Regions from separate parts of the Homo sapiens genome. Here region 2 is linked to region 1. The links are chromatin contacts, found by Hi-C or POLR2A ChIA-PET in ENCODE. All regions are on one chromosome and are shown on one strand. The core of a region is the stretch at or near the end of the contact, and the rest is flanking DNA. Distances in the headings are between cores, read along the strand shown.

Region 1 (5,323 bases), core at 1,506-4,005:
TAAACAGTGTCACTGGTCTTGTGGAGTGGACATTTCAGTGACAAAGACAAACAGTACACAAATGAATCTATAGCTGTAATCAGTGTTATGGAGAAACATAAAGTGGGGTAGACAGATGAATAGTGACTGTGTATGGAAGGAGGTATTCATTTTTAAGGGTAATCAGGGAAGAAATCTGTTACAATATGATGGGAATGGAGAGACAGGAACAGAATGATGGGAGGAAGGCATGAAAACCATCTGGGAGAAAAACATTCTAGGCAGAGTGAACAGCAAGTACAGCTGACTCAGGCAGGAATGTGCTTGGGAAGTGTTGTAAGATGTGAGGTTAGAGAGTTAGCACAGGGGCAGTGTCATGCCGTGGTCAAAAGTAGGAACTCAGATTCAGACTTCTAGCTAGTTTTGCTGCTTGTTTTGTGACTTTGGTACTACACTTGATCTTAACCAAAAGGCCAGGAAGTGATGATGTTTTGTGACTTTAAGCAAATTACTTTTCATTCCTGGTGTTCGCTTTTCTCATTTCTGTAATGGAGATATTAAACCTCTCACAAGATTATGAAGACTAAAGAGTTAATATGAGTGAAGCAGTTGGAAAACATCTTTATGCTATGTGTCACAAGCTCTATGAGGGCAGGAATCTTTTTGTCTTTCAGTGCTGTATTTCTAGTGCTTAGAATAGTGTCTGATAAATGGTGTATTCACAATAAGTATTTGTTGCACATATTTGTATGAAACTCATTCTTTCAAATATTGTTAAACTTTTCTTTTTCTTTAAACCTGTTGTCTTTTGCATTTGCACATAGCACCTTACTTACAGAAGTCAGTGTTAAGTTAGAGATGTGTTTTGGACTTGGCAGTGCAGATCTCTGAAACTGATATGAGAAGAAAGTCTCAGACTCAAGGTCTGAGAAATGAAGTAGTGCTATAGTCTGTAGCCCTTTGCAACGTTTTTGAAGTTTGGCCTCATGATGTGAGAATGAGAGGCTAATATGAATAGGCCACTGAAAATGTATTAAAATTTTCACAGAATTAATATTTATTAATAAAGCAGACTTCTATTGCATCTCTACTGTGTACCAAGCACATCCTAGGTAAGAATATTTAATTCTTTTGAAAAAAACTCTTTGATATAGTAAAGACAATAGGTTTCTTAGTCAGGCCTAGGTTTTGAATTCTGGCTTATCCTCTTATTGGCTGTATTTGTCAACAGTTGCCACAATAATGCTCCATGATAAAACACTCTAAAACTGGGTGGCTTAAAAATAATAATCATTTATTTCTGTGCTCATGGGTCTGTATGTTGGCTGAGGGTCTACTGGTTAGGGTGAAGCCTAGCTTGATTGAGGCTAACTGGGTGGGTTTAGATCTTCTCCATTTATGTTCCTGCTGGGCCCAGGCTAAAGCGGGCAGTGGCTGCTTAGGGCATGCTCTTATGGCAGGCCACTGGAATGCAAGATCCAAGCCAAACTGCATAAGCAGGTATAAGGCGTCTGCTCTTGTTGCTTTCCATTAGCCCAGTGATTCTCACCTGGTGGCAGTTTTACCTATGGGGACATTTGGCAATACTAGAGATACTTTTGGTGTCTAAACTTGGGAGAGGGGGTACTATTGGCATCTAGTGGGTGGAGTCCAGGGATACTGTTAAACATCCTGTAATGCACAGGGCAGTCAGCCTCCGTGCACCTCCAGCCCCCCAACAAAGAATTACCTGGACCCAAATGTCAGTAGTGCTGAGGTTGAGAAACCCTGCGTTAGTGATACCAAGTCACTTCATTTACAGAGAGAAGGGGACTGAAATAAATATTTGCCGAAAAATAATTGAGATGATCACATTGGCTTTGAGCATATGCTTGCTTTTTAGAATCTGTTTCTTTGTCTATGAAGTTATAAGGTTCACTTCATAGGATTGTTGGGAGGAGTAAAGGTAACAAATGTGTGACATCTGATAGAGCAGGCACTCTGTGGTTTTTGTGATTACACATAAGAAAAATAATCCTGTTCTTGAAGGAGTTCAGTCTTGTGTGAAGGATAAACGATTAAATTATTGAAGACTTTAAGTTTCTCATGCATTCATGAAACTACAGACATGAAAGAACATTGAAGTTATATTTAGACCATCAAATTGTTTATTTGGCTGGTCAGGTTTTCTTGTTTGAATCCATGGAGATGTGTTATAAATGATTATGAATAGAGTTAACTGATTTATTTAAGTAAAAAGTGTTATATTTTGAATGAGTCAGTAATAATTTTGTCATTAAATTTGCCTAGTTATCAATTTCAAGTTGTTAGAAATTGTTCTATAGGATCTGCCAGAGTAGTAGACTTGATAAATATTGGCAAGGTCTAGCTGTTGATGATACTAGTCGTCCTGTTAAATACATGAACAGATTAGATTGGTAAACTGCTTCCTTTGGACATGATGATTAAATTGTAGTGAGACTTCTTGGAGTTTTATGTGAATATAATTCTGATTTTCTGATGTTTTTAAAATGGGATTTAATTTTGACTAATAGCTTTGAAAGGCATCTCTTGGGTCTAGGCCATCATGAATACCCATATTGTCAAAGGTTTTGTAAGACAGACAAATGTCTTTTCAAGGATTGTGTTTTCAGCCTGTAGGATCCCAGCCTGGTTGCTATAGTTAGTAGTTTAGATTCATAATGTTATTCACAGTACACTCCACTGTCTCTCTTATAATAATACATGTTGATGATGGAACACGAGTTGTAAGTTCTCTTTCTGTTTCATTTTCCTGGGTTTGCAAATCAGCTTAGGCTCGTCATAGCTTCTGAGTTAGTTAGCATAGGGTTGTTGTTTGTCAGCAGTCTTGAGAAGTTGGTGTCAAATTGGGTGTTGAGCTGGCGTTTGTTTTAGAGGGATTATGGGGAGAGGGGCCAATTCAGTAAGTTATCTTTCCTTAAAGTCTTTGTTCCTTTGACCATTGCGGCCTTCTTATTGTTGAAGGATCACGAACTTCAGGAGTCTTGATGTACACTACTTTCACTTTCATTCTTCTGAATAACAAATGATATTAAATCAAAATTTAATGATATTCAAAGTCTCCTTTTTCAATACCCAGGTTAACACTTGATTTTTGCCTGAATATGATCATATTTTGTGAGTGAAAATAATAATGCTTTAAAATTACGATCTACACATCTGTCTTTGATAGTTTGTACAGAAATCTATTTAAAGGTAGTTTTTCTCAAAAGGTTAGTACATATTTGTATTCAGTGGAGTTGTGAAGTGATTCAGATTACATATTAAAGTTTTAATTTAGCAGTGTGATTTGATAATATAGGGCATATCTTTATGTTTTAGGTAGGGAAAACTTAATGTATAAGTTCAACTAGATCGGTTTAGTAAAAGCCAATTTATGACTCTTTGTTTTGTTTTGAAGTTTCCTCTTTATTTCACTCTGTAAGGGTATATTTAGGGCCTGTTGTGTACCAAATATTTCATAGGCTTTTTATGGTTTGGGATATACCACATTTCTTAGAATGTTAGTAAATAATTACAGAAAGGGTTACAGGACAGTCTGAAAACAATACATTTTGTTTAGCTGATATTTTTCCAACGTTTAACATTTCTTTAAATAATAAGGCCTCTCTGAGTTTTAAAAATGCAGGCACTTTCTTTTATAAATAATATATTTTAGTATTTGATAGGAACTAGTGCTTAGAAGAACAAAATGAAAGATGGGGTTGTTAGGGAAGAATTATTCAGATTAGACAGAAACGTTTGTCTATGGTTTATCTAAAAAGAGTTTCATGTTAGGATCTACTCTGTTAAAATTACTGCTTCAAAGGACTTATGGATAATTTGATATCTACTCATAGGTGTTCAATCTCCATATCTCTTAAGATTCTTGCTGAAATAGCCAAAGTATGTAATATGGAAATCGAGGAGAAATCTGCTTCTCAGTGCTATCCATATTCCAGGAACATTGAGCTGTTTCTGATAAAGATTAAAGGAAAGCTCAAGGTGATGATCTACTTTCAGCCCAATTTGAGAGAGCAGTGTCTCCGGGAGTAAAATGGCTAATAACAGAATCTTCCTCATCCTAACCCCTCAGAATTGTCACACATGAAATGGGCTATGAAGCAGTCAAAGGTTATACTGCTTGAACTCTTCCACTCATTTCAGTTCCTGTTTATAAGTAGGTGACCTAAATTTATTTTGTAAGTTAATGAGACTATGTTTTCTTTTGATTTCAGTTTGGGCGGAAAAGTACCTTAGTTTTTGAGATCACGTGCCTTTACTTTAGGGATGTTGAGGTTGAGTTTTTCAGCTACTAGCTTTTGAGATAAATTCAGTTAATCATTTCATTGGGAAAAAATACATATATATTTAAGTAATTTTTGTTTTGTTTTATCTTAGAGACAAGGTTTCACTGTGTTGCCCAGGCTGGTCTTGAACTCCTGGGCTCAAGCAATCTTCCTGCCTCAGCCTCCCAAAGTGCTGGGATTACAGGCGGGAGCCACTGCGCCCAGCCAGAAAACATATTTTATGTCTTAATAAACCCAGGATTTACAACAAGGTAGCTTACAAATAAATTGGGGATTTCTTGAAATCTTGTTTTGTCTGCCATAGAACACTGCTTTTCCCAAGTCCAAAATCAGTGTCATCAATAAGCAGCCTGTCTATCATAAACTTGGGCATCTACTTGTTTCATATTGGTATAATATTTTCTTTATTATTTGGTAGGGAATTGATTGACTTTGAAAACTTCTATCCTGTATTGTTTGGGGTTACAGAACAATGATTGTTTTGATTAGTTTCTTTGTACTTTTAAGATTGCATATAAATAGTATAAATTTGCCATGTTAAGGACAGATTAAAACAAAACTCTTAAAATTTGAAAAGTAGTTAGAACTTGAACACTAAAAAGGATATCTGAATATAAAACAGCAAAATTTTGGTATCATTTCTTCATCCTGGAAATGTTTGTGTGTGGTCTGTGCTAGGTAACAGGACACAGGAATATGAAAAGATGTAATTGCTCTCATGGTACTGATATAGCCACAATCCTGGTATGGAATAATGAGAGCTTGAACTCAGGCAATGGCAGTTGAAATGAAAAGCACAAATTAAATAGGGAGAATTTTAAGATTTCTTTATCTTTTACATGTGAAGGCTAAGAATGAGGGAAGGGCCTTGCTGGTATTGCCATTCGTTGAGAATAAAGATGTATGTGATGATTATTAAAGTGGTGACAATCAGTAAAACATATGAAAATATTGAGAAACCAAGATGTGATTATCTGAAATGATACAGTAATGATATGTTTGGGATATATGTAGGTGGGGAAGAAATGATAAAA
Region 2 (4,637 bases), core at 990-3,489, 300 kb after region 1:
CATCTCAGCCTTCATCTTCACTTGGTGTTCTCCCTGTGAGTGCTTGTGTCCAAAGTACCTTTTCTTTGAGACGGAGTCTCACTCTGTCACCCAGACTGGAGTGCAGTGGCACGATCTCGGCTCACTGCAAGCTCCACCTCCTGGGTTCATGCCATTCTTCTGCCTCAGCCTCCCTAGTAGCTGGGACTGCAGGTGCCCGCCACCACGCCTGGCTAATTTTTTGTATTTTTTTTTTTAGTAGAAATGGGGTTTCACCATATTCGCCAGGATGGTCTTGATCTCCTGACCTCATGATCCACCTAACTCGCCTCCCAAAGTGCTGGGATTACAGGCGTGAGCCACCACGCCCAGCCCAAAGTACCTTTTCTTTTTGAGACAGAGTCTTGCTCTGTCACCCAGGCTGGAGTGCAGTGGCACGATCTTGGCTCACTACAAGCCCTGCCTTGGGTTCACACCATTCTCCTGTCTCAGCCTCCAGAGTAGCTGGGACTACAGGCGCCCGCCACCACACCCGGCTAATTGTTTTGTATTTTTAGTAGAGACGGGGTTTCACTGTATTAGCCAGGATGGTCTTGATCTCCTGACCTCGTGATCTGCCCACCTCGGTCTCCCAAAGTGCTGGGATTACAGGCGTGAGCCACCGCACTTGGCCCAAAGTTCCCATTTTTATAGGGAAACCAGTAATATTGGATTAAGGTCCACTTTAAGGACCTCACCTTAACTATATTAATTGTAATAATCATAATTAATTAATTGTATCTGCAATGACTGTATTTCCATATAAGGACATACTCTGAGTTGCTGGGGGTTAGGACTTCAACATAGGAATTTTCGGGGGATACGATGCAACCCATAATAGCAAATGTTGTGAATAAAACTGTAAAAAGCACCCCTCCTTTTTCCCTAACAAATGAAGGCTTTGTCACTTGGTTTTCTGTCTTCTCTCCACCCTGGTTCTGCCGTCTTCCTGGGTGCCTTCAGCATGCGCTTGATGGCCTGTCCTCTTGGTGCCCCACATGTGGCCACTCCCCCACTTTGTCATGTGTCCCCCACCCCGCCCCACCAACTTGATGCAGTGTCATTGCCAAGATTCTTAATATGCATGTTCCTCTCTCTTGCTACACGTTTTTTTTTAACCATTCCAGCTGCCTGATCAGCTACTTCCACTAAAACCATCTCTGGCCCTCGGAACCCCCTGTTCATTCATTCTTTAACCTTTTCCTCATCCATTGGTCTCTCCTTATTTCTCTCCATATGTACCTTAGATTCCTTGGTTCCTCAACATTAGGTCTTACCAAATCATCTCCCCGTCCCTCGGCAAATTTGTCAAAACCCCAACTCTGGACGAACTCAACAATACATTTTCTCTGTACCTGTACCCAGGTATCCCAGGAGGTCAGAGAAAACCACACAATAGGGCAGATAAGAATCCTGATAAACTCATAAGATACCAGCCTTGAATGGGGGCTCCATCCTGCCGAGCAATCCTACCGTATTTCCCTGGCCAGGATGTTCTCCTGTGCTCTTAATGACTATTTTGAACTTTCTTTACTATTTTGGAAATTCTAAAGCCTCATCAATACCTGTCTTTTCAGAAGAGAACCCTGATTCTTTTCTAAGAAAATTAAAGCATTTAGACTAGAACCCTTCAACGTTCTGCTCCCAAATCAATATACCTGACTGAATACCTCATTCCTTCCTCCCAGCCTCATTCCCTCTCTTTGCACTTAGAGGAGGTGTTTGTGTTCTTGGCCAAGCCTCATCTTTCTATCTGTGTTCTGGATTGCATCTCCTCCCACTTCTGAGAGATGTCTCAATATTGATTATTCTTTCCTGCTCTAAATTTCCCCCCTCCCAGTTCATTCCTATCATCATTTCTATATGCTTGAGCTTCTACCGTATTTATAGAAGAAATGAATTTCTCTTAATCTCACATTTGTCTTTCAGTTACCACCTGATCTCTTTTTTCTTCTACACCAAATTCCTTGAAAGAAGTGTATACAATAATTAGCCGAGTATTTCTTTTTAGCTACTAAAACATGTGATTTATTCTACCCACATATAAGGGTTACATTTTCATAGCTGAGTTTTAAAAAATTGTGGTGAAATACACATAACAAAAAATTTTACCATCATAACTATTTTTGAGTAAACAGTTCAGCCGTATTAAGTGTATTCACATTACTGTGCAACTGATCTCCGGAATTCTTTTCATCTTGCAGAACTGAAACTCTATACCCATGAAGCAACAAGTTTCCCTTCCCCATTTCTCCAGCCGCTGGCAGCCACCATTCTGCTTTCTCTCTCTGATTTGACTGCTCTGGATACTTCATGTAAATGGACTCTTACAGTATTTGTCTTTTTGTGATTGGCTTATTTCACTTAGCTTAATGTCCTCAAGGCTCATCCGTGTTGTGGCATGTGTCAAAGTTTTCTTTTTTGGAGCTAATATTCCATAGTAGTGTACACACACACACACACACACACACACACACACACACACGTATATTTCTTTTCTTTTCTTTTTTTTTCTTTTTTTTTGAGATGGAGTCTCACTCTGTCGCCCAGGCTGGAGTGAAGTGCCAAGGCTCACTGCAAGCTCCACCTCCCAGGTTCACACCATTCTCCTGCCTCAGCCTCCTGAGTAGCTGGGACTACAGGCGCTCACCACCACGCCCGGCTAATTTTTTGTATTTTTAGTAGAGATGGGGTTTCACCGTCTTAGCCAGGATGGTCTTGATCTCCTAACTTTGTGATCCTTCCGCCTCAGCCTCCTAAAGTGCTGGGATTACAGCATGAACCACCGTGCCCGGCTGTATATACACTACATTTCTACATTTTGTGTATCCATTCGCTCATCAGTGATGGACACTTGGGTTGCTTCTGTCTTTTTGCTATTGTAAATAGTGCTGCTGTGAACATGGATGTACACATATCTCTTCAGGGCCCTGCTTTTAATTCATTTGGGTACACACCCAGAAGTGGGATTACTGGATTATGTGGTAATTCTATTTTTAATGTTTTAGGAAGTTCCGTACTGTTTTCATAGTAGCTATACAATTTTACATTCCCACAAACAGCACTTAAAGATTCTAATTTCTCTACATCCTTGCTAACAGTTATTATTTTGTATTTCTCTCTTTTTCCAGTAGTGGCCATTCTAATGGGATAAAGTGGTATCTCACTGTGGTTTTGATTTGCAGTTCCCTAATGATTAGTGGTATTGAGCATCTTTTCATGTGCTTGTTAGCTATTTGTATATCTTCTTTGCAGAAATATCTATTCTTTGTTCATTTTTTAATAGGGTCTTTTGTTCTATTTTGTTGAGCGTAACTAGCCCAATTTTTTCATTTCCTCTTCACTCCTCAATGCATTCAACTTTGTATCCTGCTAATATCATATTAACAAAATAGTAGGTATCTCCACATCATCATGTGTGATGGGCATTTTCAGCCTTCATTTCATACTCTCAGCATTTGACCTGGCTGATCTCTCCTTTCCTTCTCCACACTGGCTTCATTGATGGCAGCTGACTTCCCCTCATGGCCCTGCCTTCTTTTCAGGCTGCTCTTCCTGCTTGTCCTCTTCAGCAGACTTCTCCATCCTGTTCTCCTTCACAGTTTGCTCTCAGGTCTCCTTCACACTCTGCTCTTGCCTGGAGATCTCACCCTTGCTCATGGCTGTTGCCAGCTACAAGTGCCATTTGCATTCCAATGACTCCAAACTTTAAATTTGTAGATCAGCTTGCTTCTCTGAATTCCAGATGCAAATGATCTCATTGCCCATTAACATTCCCACTTGCACTTCTTAAGGACACTCTTCATGTTCAAACCTAAACCTTTGGTCTGTCTCTGAAAGCTGCTCCTCCTTGATTTCACACATCAGTAAAAGGCACTGTTACCTGCCTGGTCACCAGGACCCTCAGACTATGACCTCTTTCTCTTCCTCCTTTCGTTTCCATGTCCTGAGGATTTCAACTCTTAAATATATGGAATATCTCTTACATACATCCACTTTTATCAACTCCTGTCCGTCTGTCAGAGGCGTTTGAACCAGAGCTACTCCGTCTTGAATAGGGGCTGGGTAAAATAAGGCTGAGACCTACTGGGCTGCATTCCCAGATGGTTAAGGCATTCTTAATCATAGGATGAAATAAGGGGTCAGCACAAGATACAGGTCATGGAGACCTTACTGATAAAATAGATTGCAGTAAATGAGCTGGCCAAATCCCATCAAAACCAAGATGGCAATGATAGTGACCTCTGGTCGTCCTCACTGCTACACTCCCACCAGCGCCATGATCATTTACAAATGCCATGGCAACATTAGGAAGTTACCCTATATGGTCTAAAAAGGGAGGCATGAATAATCCACCCGTTGTTTAGAGTATCATCAAGAAATAACCATAAAAATGGGCATCCAGCAGCCCTTGGGGCTGCTTTACCTGTGGAGTAGCCATTCTTTTACTCCATTACTTTCTTAATAAACTTGCTTTCACTTTACTCTGTGGACTCGCCCCCGAATTCTTTCTTGCGTGGGGTCCAAGAGCCCTCTCTTGGGGTTTGGTCAGGACCCCTTTCCTGTAACACATCCTCGTTACTGCCGCGTGCATCTTATTGCCTTCTAGCTCCGCTCCC

What was found. Hi-C counts contacts between places; a loop is a spot of excess contacts on that map. ChIA-PET counts read pairs that join two places held with the same protein, here RNA polymerase II (POLR2A). Pooled maps may share reads with other maps.
Region 2: a map with no recorded cell type shows a loop between it and region 1 (7-fold over the local background). The contact joins two enhancer-like sites. A Hi-C loop is called at or near these places in 1 of 37 single-sample maps with no recorded cell type and 3 of 50 pooled maps. POLR2A ChIA-PET finds 5 or more read pairs at or near these places in 1 of 52 experiments (GM12878).

The regions. Positions count from the first base shown.
Region 1 is chr6:163,457,761-163,463,083 of GRCh38, forward strand. All of the region lies in intron 2 of QKI (QKI, KH domain containing RNA binding), which reads left to right. Among named protein-coding and RNA genes, the nearest start is that of QKI, 46 kb to the left of the region's middle. RefSeq lists an enhancer at 2,622-2,851. Within about 2 kb of position 2,756, at least 7 of the 41 ENCODE cell types and tissues checked have a DNase peak (open chromatin) inside an H3K27ac peak, as active enhancers do.
Region 2 is chr6:163,754,017-163,758,653 of GRCh38, forward strand. All of the region lies in intron 1 of LOC124901499 (a long non-coding RNA gene), which reads left to right. Among named protein-coding and RNA genes, the nearest start is that of QKI, 340 kb to the left of the region's middle. Within about 2 kb of position 2,240, at least 4 of the 41 ENCODE cell types and tissues checked have a DNase peak (open chromatin) inside an H3K27ac peak, as active enhancers do.